Regions from separate parts of the Homo sapiens genome. Here region 1 is linked to region 2. The links are chromatin contacts, found by Hi-C or POLR2A ChIA-PET in ENCODE. All regions are on one chromosome and are shown on one strand. Each heading gives the region's core, a stretch centred on a gene start or an enhancer-like site at or near the end of the contact. The rest is flanking DNA. Distances are from core to core; before and after follow the strand shown.

Region 1 (4,679 bases), core at 1,234-3,733, 50 kb before region 2:
CTGGTAGCTGCTTTGCTTCTGGTGAAGCTTTGGGCTGCTTACAATCATGGTGGACGGTGAAGCAGGAGCAGGCATCTCACACAGGGAGAGCAGAAGCAAGAGAGAGAGAAGGGAAAGGTGCTACACACTTTTAAACAACCAGCTCTCTTGAGAACTCACTTACTACAAAAGAGATGGTGCTAAGTCATTCCTGAGAGATCTGCCCCTGTGATCCAGTCACCTGTCACCAGGCCCAACCTCCATCCAATACTGAGGATTACAATTCAATATAAGATTAGATGGGGACAACGTTCAGACTATATTACACCACTACATGTTCTAGCGTAAATACATATTTTACTAATGTTAAATCAAATGTATAATAGATCATTGGTTTGGACTGAGCTCCTGTACTAGGCCCAACAGACAAAACCAAACTGGAGTCAGTCATGCTGAAGTTCCACACTAACCTGCTGAAACTAAGATCTTTATCTGACCTTTCAACAAATCAGGACACAGAGATAACAGCCAAATCCCTAAACAGGCCAGTTTTCGCCAGCGTGATAAGAAAGTTCCTTAAATCAACCTCCTCTGCTCAGCTCATCAGAACACTCACTCTGTTTTATAGTATGAGGTGTTGTCCGATTCTAGAATTGCAAATAAAAGACAATTAAAATTTTTTAAAAATATTTTTAAAATTCTTTATTCTTTTTAATAGTGATAGGGTCTCACTATATTGCCCAGGCTGGCCTTGAATTCCCAAGCTCAAGCAATCCTCCCACCTCAGCCTCCCAAAGTTTTGGGATTACAGGCATGAGCCAAAGCACCTGACCTCAATTAAGATCTTTTTTTTTTTTTGAGATGGAGTCTCGCTCTGTTGCCCAGGCTGGAGTGCAATGGTGCAATTTTGGCCTACTGCAACCTCCGCCTCCTAGGTTCAAGCAATTCTCTTGTCTCAGCCTCCTGAGTAGCTGGGATTACAGGCACGTGCCACCATTCCCAGCTAATTTTTGTATTTTTAGTAGAGAAGGGGTTTCAGCATGTTGGCCAGGCTGGTCTCGAACTCCTGACCTCAGGTGATCCACCTACCTTGGCCTCCCAAAGTGCTGGAATTACAGGCTTGAGCCACAGCACCCGGCCCCACATAAGATCTTTGAACTAAATTTGTTGTGATTTTGTCTTTTGACACTAAACATGATACCCAGTCTAGAAGTCATAAAGAAAAATGGCAACAGATTGACTGCATACAATTTTAAAACTTTTGTTTGGCAAAAGAAAACATGAAGATAAAAAAATAACACACAGGCTGGGAAAACGTATTTAGAACATATATAACAGAAAAGATTTATATTAAGCACTCCTGCAAATGACTAAGACTATAACCAACAACTCAGTAGAAAAATGACCAAATAATATAACAAAGGTGAACCAAAAAATAAGAAATACAAAAAAGCAATAAACAAATAAAATATTCAACCTCATCTTCTAAAAAAATGCAAACAAGATACCCATCAGGTTGGCAAACATTTTACGTACTAATAATATTGGCAAACTCTTTTTAGAGAAATAATTGGTAATACTTACCAAAATCTAATTTTTTTTTTTTGAGACAGGGTCTTGGTATGTTGTGAAGCTGGTGTTGGACTCCTGGGCTCAAGCAGTCCTCCTACTTCAGCTTCCCAAGTAGCTGGGATCACAGGAGCACACCACCACACCTGGCTGCAAAATGTAAATGATTTTATCTTCCTTTCTGTCTCTTGGCCCAGCAATTCCACATTTAGGTATCTGTCCCTGACAACCTAACACACAAAATTCTTATATGTGTATAAACATATGTACAAGAGGAATTATTAAAGGAATAGGTGTACTAGTGAAAAATTGGAAATAACCTAAATGTTCATTAATAGATTAGGTTAATATATTATTGAAATTTATTCTATAGATTATTAGGGCAATTGTTTAAAAGAATAAGGTAAAGCTACATATAATGACATGTGAAGATTTCTGAGACATATTGTTAGGTTAAAAATAGCATGTCATAGGACAATATCATATTTTATCATTTAAATAAAAATACTAGGAAAAACCTCATAATTTGCTGAGAGTCATTACCTTTGATGATGGGGTAGGAGTGGGAAAAAAAGGAGTGAATAGCAACTGTCACTTTTCACTCCATTTACACTGGTATTCCTTTGATTTTTAAAAAGTGTGTTTTCATGAATTACTGTGTAGTTCAGAAATAAAAATGCATTCCCTTTATTTTACTGTTGCATTCTTTCTCTCTTGCTCTCCTCTAATACAATTCTCAGACAGGATGTGAACAGAAAGAAAACAGTAACGTTTATTGACTTCCGTACCTCACACTTGTGTTCCAGTGTTTGGCTATTTATGATTTCCTTCCTGTGCTCTGACAGTCTCTAATTTTAGGTATGCCTTTATGGTTAGAAACAGCATTTTGTTTTGCTTGAATTTTTAAACCAACAATCTCAGGAAAGAGTTATGCTTCTGTAACACTGTTGTTTAGGGTTCCCCCCCAACCCCGTCTCATAAAAGTAGCCCAGAATACTTTTACTACCCCAGACAAAAATGGACCATTTAAGAATAAGTTCCTAATCTGTTGCTAAATGCTAATTATGAGAATTAGATAATAACTTGTATTCCTGAAAATAATCATAATGGGAATGCATCTTCAGGAAATTGATGGGAATTCTGGATCTAAAAGGTGCAGTGTGGTTATCTTAAGTTGAAAAGTGAAATTAGCAAAATGGCTAAGAAAGCCTTAACATAAAACATTAATTGGGGTTTAATGATGTAATCTTAGCAGTAGGAAAGACACATAATAACATTCTGTCAAACCTTTGTTAGACTTTCTTGTAATTTTGTCTTAACTACAGCATCGAAGAAAGTTGTGTACAATTCATTTTATGAATCAGAACCCAATTATGTTATATTGTTTTCATTCTTTTACCCAAGAGAGATTCATAAGTTGTTTTTAATCACTTCTTTTATTTTAAACCAATAGTGTCTGCCAAATGGGTAATATTTCCCATTAAAACATTATCTTCTATAATTGGTATAATTGCTTCATAAAGAGATAAACCACAGCATAATTCCAGAGTCTTTGGGTTTATAAAATCTAATTATGTTCACAACACAGTATTTTATTCTTAGTGATCTTAAAAAGAACATAAACTTGAACAAAGCCCAGACATTTATGGTAAAGTAATTGGGAGAAGCAAGTTAATTATTGTGAATAGAACTGCCTCTATTAGCAGCCTCTGAGAGAAAGCCCTTTTTGCAGTCATTAATCTCAGTATAGGAAGGTTTGGTTTTGGTCCCCTGAGCCTGCGTTGATAGCCTGTGGCTAAAGTGCAGAGTAAGGTTCAGTTCTAAAGCACAGGCTTCTCAAGGTTGGTCCAGCATCCCAGTCTCCTAAGTATAGAAGAGCACAGCTCCTAGCCTCAGCTTTTCATGTTGCTTCAGAGGCAAGGGCGGAGAAGAGAGAGGGAGAAGCAGAGGGCACAGGTATGACCTCCAAGGTCTGTTTCAACAGGAGATTTGCTTTCATCCGTTTTACATTTAAGGATTCTACAACAGATTGCTTTTTTTTTTTTTTGCGATGGAGTCTCGCTCTGTTGCCTAGGCTGGAGTGCAGTGGCACAATCTTGGCTCACTGCAACCTCCACCTCCTGGGTTAGGCACCGCCATGCCCAGATAAGTTTTGTATTTTTAGTCGAGATTGGGTTGCATCATGTTGGCCAGGCTGGTCTCAAACTCCAGACCTCAAGTGATCTGCCCACCTCAGCCTCCCAAAGTGTTGAAATTACAGGCGTGAGCCACTGTGCCTAGCCAACAGATTGCATTTGGAGAAAGAGAATCAATTGCTAAAATTAATTTTTGAAAACTTTTGCTCAATGCCATAGTCATGTGCTGTCTCTATGTCAAAGGGAGAATGACTAAATATAAGAATTAGCCACTCAAGGGAACACACTGGAAGGCCAAACAGCAACCCACATTACCTGAAAACCACACCTTAAAAACTCATAAGCCTCTCTTCAATACTATTTATAACTAAAAAGAAATCCTAATTTTAGTCTGGGTGCAGTGGTTCATGCCTATAATTCCCAGTACTTTGAGAGGCCAAGGTGGAAGGATTGCTTGAGCCCAGGAGTTTGAGTCCAGGCCTGGGCAAAATGATGAGACTCTGTCTCTACAAAAAATTTAAAATATAGCTGGGTATGGTGATGTGCACTTGCTACTCAGGAGGCTGGGATAGGGGAATTGCTTGGGCCTGGGAGGTTGAGGCTGTGGTGAGCTGTGATTGTGCACCAGCCTGGGTGACCTGTTAAAAAAAAAAAAAAAAAAAAGGAAAGAAATTCCAATTAAACACACACACGCACACACACGTACACACCTGCACACGTACCAAGCAAACATCCCTAAACTGTACTTGACTTGCACCTCCTCCTTGGTTTTTATGTAAGAAAAGGGAGGGAGAGGGAGAGAAAGATACTAGAGCAGGAGGAAACGATATTCCTTAGTCAGCATTAGTGTTGTCCAGAACTATGACACTCCATTTTGCTTCAGCATTCCTAAGTATCAACCTGCCTTTCTTTGTATTTCTCTTCCCTTCCTCCCTCTGATTGATACCTTGAGAGGCTTTTTCTCTCTTCTTCCTTCCCCTTTACCCATACCAAGAA
Region 2 (5,261 bases), core at 1,150-3,649:
CCTTTCTGCCCAAGTAATTTTTATCTAGTGTTTGGTAGAGGAGGGAAATGGGGTGGTGATGGGGAAACTTATTTGTGACTAATCATACATTTTTCCACATTTTCTGTCTTATACCAACCTTCAGACTTGGAAATGCCGAAGCCAAGGATTTGTCTTTGCTATCTGTATGCTGTTCTATCAGCCCTTTCAAGAAAAGAATAAATACTTGGTTTTGTGCAGCCTAAGTTAAGAATGGTTTTCTCACTTTTAAATGGTTGAAAGAAATTTTTTTTAAAAAAAGACTATTTCATGATGTATGGAAATTATGTGAAATTCAAATTTCAGTGTCCAAAAATGAAATTTTAATTGGAACAGACTATGCCCATTCATTTACATAATTGTCTGTGACTGCTTTCACGCTACAAACACAGAGTTGAGTAGTTGAGACAGAAATCTTATGTTCTGCAAAGCCTAAAATGTTTACCATTTGGCCCTTGAATAAAAAGTTTGCTGAGACCCTGGTGTAGCTTAATTAGAGAAATGAGTCACCAATAATCCACTTACTTGAACACATAGCTGAGATTTCCCTGCCTCTGTCACTAAAGTTGGACACCATTAGACAAATAATAATAATAATAGTAATAGCTAATGTTTCAAAATATTATCCACATGAACTTGACATTATAAAAATCAATGGAGATGCAAAAAATGATCATGGCACATCTCTGCCTTCCATGAGTTCACAGTTAAAGAGTAGAGAAATAGAAGTGTAAACAGGCAAGTATATACAATGTGGCAAATGCCCTGAAACAGAGTATACGGAAGTAGGTGTGGATTGCCGTTCGCAACTGGGAGCTCAATTTTTGACATGAATTTGAGGGGCCTAGGAGACAGCCCATAAAGATACAAACAAATAGTTAGAAATATAGGTCTGACTTTCATGAGAGTTGGGAGGGCTCCAGTTTCTAGCCTACATACAGGTGTAGCTGAGGCCTTGGGAATAGGTGAAAGGAGTAAGAAAGAGAGGAGACAGTGAGATGGTAGGTATGAAGGGAATGTCAATGTTTAGGGAATTGGCAGAAAAAATAATTTACAAAGGAAAGGGCATCCAGAAATATTGATAGAAGACTAACACATTCTTGAAATGGGAAAACCAAGAGGAGAGACATTTTCAGGACAAGGTGGTCAACAGTGTCAAATGCTAGAGTAGGATGAAGACTGCCAAGGTTCTTGGTCTTTATTGTTTGGAAAGATGCTACCATCTTCCTCTCCTCACACGAACTGGTTCCAGCAGCAGGTGGAGAGCCTTGATGACATTTTGAGGTGGATTGCAATAATGCCCAGGTAATTTCCCAGCCCCATATCCTGGCCCTTTACCATGTAGCTTTGAACGTTCTCCCATTCTGGCTCTGGTTTGTCCATGTAGCTTGCTTTGAGCCAACAGACATTGGTAAGCCTGATATAAGCAGAGGATTGAAAGACACTGGAAAGATTGGGCCTTAGGTACTCTTGCCCTCTGCCATCACCATAAGGACATGCCCAGGCTAGCCTGTTGATGGCAGAAAGAGGACCAGGAGACATGTAGAGGAGAGCTCATGCAAAGACATAGGAGTGAGCCAGCTGAGCTGCAAACACATGCCCAATTCCAGCAAAGCTCACCTTAGACCAGCTGGACCCCACTGACATTGAGAAATAAATGTTTATTGTTATATGTCCCTTCAGCTTTTGTGGCAGTTTGTTACACATTATTGTGTAGCAGGACGAGCCGCAGACAAAACCTCTCAGACACCGAGTTATAGAAGGAAGGGCTTTATTCAGCTGGGAGCATCGGCAATCTACCGCCTTAAAATCCGAGCTCCCCGAATGCACAATTTCTGTCCTTTTAAAGGGCTCACAACACTACAGATTTCACATGAAAGGGTCGTGATTGATTTGAGCAAGCAGGCGGTACGTGACAGAGGCTGCATGCACCAGTGGTCAGAGAGAAACAAAACAGGGCAGGGAGTTTCACAATGTTCTTCTATACAATGTCTGGAATCTATGAATAACATCGCTTTCTAAGTTATGAGTTGATTTTTAACTACTGGGTTTTGGCCAGGCAGGCCCAGTCCTGGTTTCGGGCCTGGTGCTGGGTTGCCTGTCTTTGCTTTTACTTCCTTGTTGTTTTTTCTTAAAACAGGTACTGAGTATAAAAAAATATAAAACAATATGAGAGGGTCTCTCTCTTCCCTCAATCGTAGCAGTAGATAGCCGATATACCAATCCCTCTTATTTCATGTAAATAGGAGTATGTAATAGACTAGAAAAATGTTTAGAAAATAGAAAGGAATTATATTACCAGTGTCTCTGAATAAGTTTTCAGAAACCAACTGTTTTCTGGTTGAAACTCTCATTCTCTGCTCCCCCTGGTGGTGCTACATAGGCCATCTTGGTAACAGGTACATTTGAGCTCACTTTTCAAAACCTTCTCTTTGTCAGAAGTGGCAAATGGAACTGAAAGAATATTTGTTATCTCATATGGTCTTCATAACAATCCTTTGTGACAGGTAGTATTAGCTCCATTATATAAATAGGGAAACAGAGTTTGAAAGAGGTCAAGCCAGATTTTTTTGAACTTATACCATCAGTAACTGAGTGCCTCTCACAGACTCTACATCACTTTAAAGACCACATAAATATTTAGAAAATGAAAAGACAGGTCTCAAACCAACTTTGAAAAGCTAGTTATATTTTGTAATCAAGATTACATAGTAGGTGGTTTTTCTCTGAGATGTTTATTTTCTTTCTTTTTATAGAGATGGGGGTCTCACTGTATTGCCCCGGCTGCAGTGCAGTGGCTATCCCTGGTGGGATCATAGTGCATTACAGCCTCAAAACCCTGGCTCAAGTGATCTTCCTGCCTCAGTCTCTCAGGTAGCTGAATATAGGCTTGTATCACCCCTCCCAGCTGAGATTTATTTTCTTCTTGCTATCTCTGAGCCTTTACTAAAATCTGTATATATTCCAACCTGGTCTAAGCTAGACTTCTAGGGAATTCAGAAGGGAGAGAGGTAAATGAGGTGGGAGCAAGATGTTTGTAAATGTTCTCCCAGAGGCAGCTGTGTCTCCAGAGACAAAATCTGAAGCTTTGACCTGGAACCATCTTTCAAGAGATAACTAGAGTCATGTGTCACTTAACGACAGGGATACATTCTGAGAAATGCATCATTAAGCGATTTCATCATTGTACGAACATCATAGATTGTAATTACACAAACCTGGGTGGTATAGCCTACTACACACCTAGGCTATATGGTATAGCCTGTTGCTTCTAGGCTACAAACCTATAAAGCATGTTACTGTACTGAATCCTGCAGGCAATTGTAATATAAATCACTAGGTGACAGAAATTTTTCAGCTGCATGATAAGTTTATGGGACCACCATCATATATGCCATCCATCATTGCCTGAAACATGGACTGCTGCGTGGCACATATTCTCCTTGCCTCGTCAGCCTAATTCCCTTAGATACTTCACAGTCTGTATGTACCTTAGCTAAAGGGGCTGAAAAGCACCCTCAATACTGTGACTTTCAGTTGGATTCCTTTGCTCTACTATCCCTGCTGCATGGCTCCCCTAGAGGCTAGAGAGTAACATTACTAGCTAGCATTTAGTGAACAATTACACTATTCCAGGCTTGTAGCTAACTTCTTACATCATTGGATCCCCTTTCCCACAACAAACACATGATATAAGGGCTTATCTTATCCCCATGTTATGTATGGGAATAACGAGGCACAGAGAAGATAAGAAACATGCTCAAGATTGCATGACTAGGCCGGGCGCAGTGGCTCGCACCTGTAATCTCAGCATTTTGGGAGGCCGAGATGGGCAGATCACTTGGGATCAGCCTGGCCAACGTGGTGAAACCCCATCTCTACTAAAAATACAAAAAGAAGCCAGACGTGGTGCCCGATGCCTGTAATCCCAGCTACTAGGGAGGCTGAGTCAGGAGAATCGCTTGAACCCGGGAAGCAGAGGTTGCAGTGAGCCAAGATCACGCCACTGCACTCCAGCCTGGGCAACACAGTGAGACTCTGTCTAAAAAGAAAAAAAAAGAAAAAGAAAGATTGCATGACTTAGCCAGGAGCAGTGGCTCGTGCCTGTAATACCAGCACTTTGGGAGGCTGAGGCGGGATGGTTGCTTGAGCTCAGCAGTTAGAGACCTTGACACTAGCCTGGGCAACATGACACAACCCTGTCTCTACAGAAAAATTTTTAAAATTTAGCTGGGCATGGTGGCACTCTCCTGTGGTCAGCTACTTGGGAGACTGAGGCAGGAGGATTGCTTGAGTCCAGGAGGTCAAGGCTGCAGTGAGCTGAGATTGCGCCACTGCGCTCCAGCCTGGGCAGTAGAGCAAGACCCTGTCTCAAAAGGAAAAAAAAAAAAAAGATTGCATGACTAGAAAGTAGCAGAGCCAGGCTTTGAACTCTAGAGCCTGTGCTCTTGGCCACAAGGCTTTCCTGTCGCTTTGAAGTAAACCCCCCACCTCCAGCAATATCTAATGGAGGCAATGCCACCACGGAGCTAAAGTGGTAGAAGAGACCTGTAATCTTTGGTATCCTCCCACTCCTCTTGACTCTGACTTTCCTGTCTTCCTACAGACATGCAGAGACAACACTTCATGCATGACCCAGATGAAATTGACAGTAGCAAATGTAAACAAAGCTTCATTCTGGCTACAGTGACTTGGCTTGAGTGATCTGGATAGAAATGGTAATTCACTTTTTCTGTGTTAGTGGTTGTGTTTAAAGGAAACGTGGTAGATTGACTGAGGGAGTCATGAGTTTAAAAAAACTTTCTGAAAAAAATAATGGTGGAGGAGACAGAAGTGGCTTTGGATTGAAACCTGTCTTTTCATTTTCTAAATATTTATTTGGTCTTTAAAGTGATGTAGAGTCTGTGAGAGGCACTTAGTTACTGACGGTATAAGTTCAAAAAAATCTGGCTTGACTTCTTTCAAACTCTATTTCCCTATTTATATAATGGAGCTAATACTACCTATCACAAAGGATTGTTATGAAGAGCATATGAGATAACAAATATTCTTTCTACTCTATTTGCCACTTCTGATAAAGAGAAGGTTTTGAAAAGTGAGCTCAAATGTACCTGTTACCAAGATGGCCTATGTAGCACCACCAGGGGGAGCAGAGAATAAGAGTTTCAACCAGAAAACAGTTGGCTTCTGAAAACTTATTCAGAGACACTGATAATATAATTCCTTTCTATTTTCTAAACACT

Evidence for each region. A loop is a pair of places that touch in the nucleus more often than their neighbours do. ChIA-PET counts read pairs that join two places held with the same protein, here RNA polymerase II (POLR2A). Pooled maps may share reads with other maps.
Region 1: a pooled map shows a loop between it and region 2 (2.6-fold over the local background). The contact joins two enhancer-like sites. A Hi-C loop is called at or near these places in 3 of 168 maps with a recorded cell type or tissue (Panc1, naive thymus-derived CD4-positive, alpha-beta T cell and natural killer cell), 3 of 37 single-sample maps with no recorded cell type and 10 of 50 pooled maps. POLR2A ChIA-PET finds 5 or more read pairs at or near these places in 2 of 52 experiments (activated T-cell and naive thymus-derived CD4-positive, alpha-beta T cell).

The regions. Positions count from the first base shown.
Region 1 is chr1:67,262,780-67,267,458 of GRCh38, reverse strand. It overlaps a transcript of IL23R not described here. Among named protein-coding and RNA genes, the nearest start is that of IL12RB2, 43 kb to the left of the region's middle. RefSeq lists an enhancer at 2,304-2,403. Within about 2 kb of position 2,483, at least 4 of the 41 ENCODE cell types and tissues checked have a DNase peak (open chromatin) inside an H3K27ac peak, as active enhancers do.
Region 2 is chr1:67,211,694-67,216,954 of GRCh38, reverse strand. The region is part of intron 6 of IL23R (interleukin 23 receptor); the gene reads right to left. Among named protein-coding and RNA genes, the nearest start is that of IL23R, 48 kb to the right of the region's middle. RefSeq lists an enhancer at 1,451-1,590. Within about 2 kb of position 2,399, at least 2 of the 41 ENCODE cell types and tissues checked have a DNase peak (open chromatin) inside an H3K27ac peak, as active enhancers do.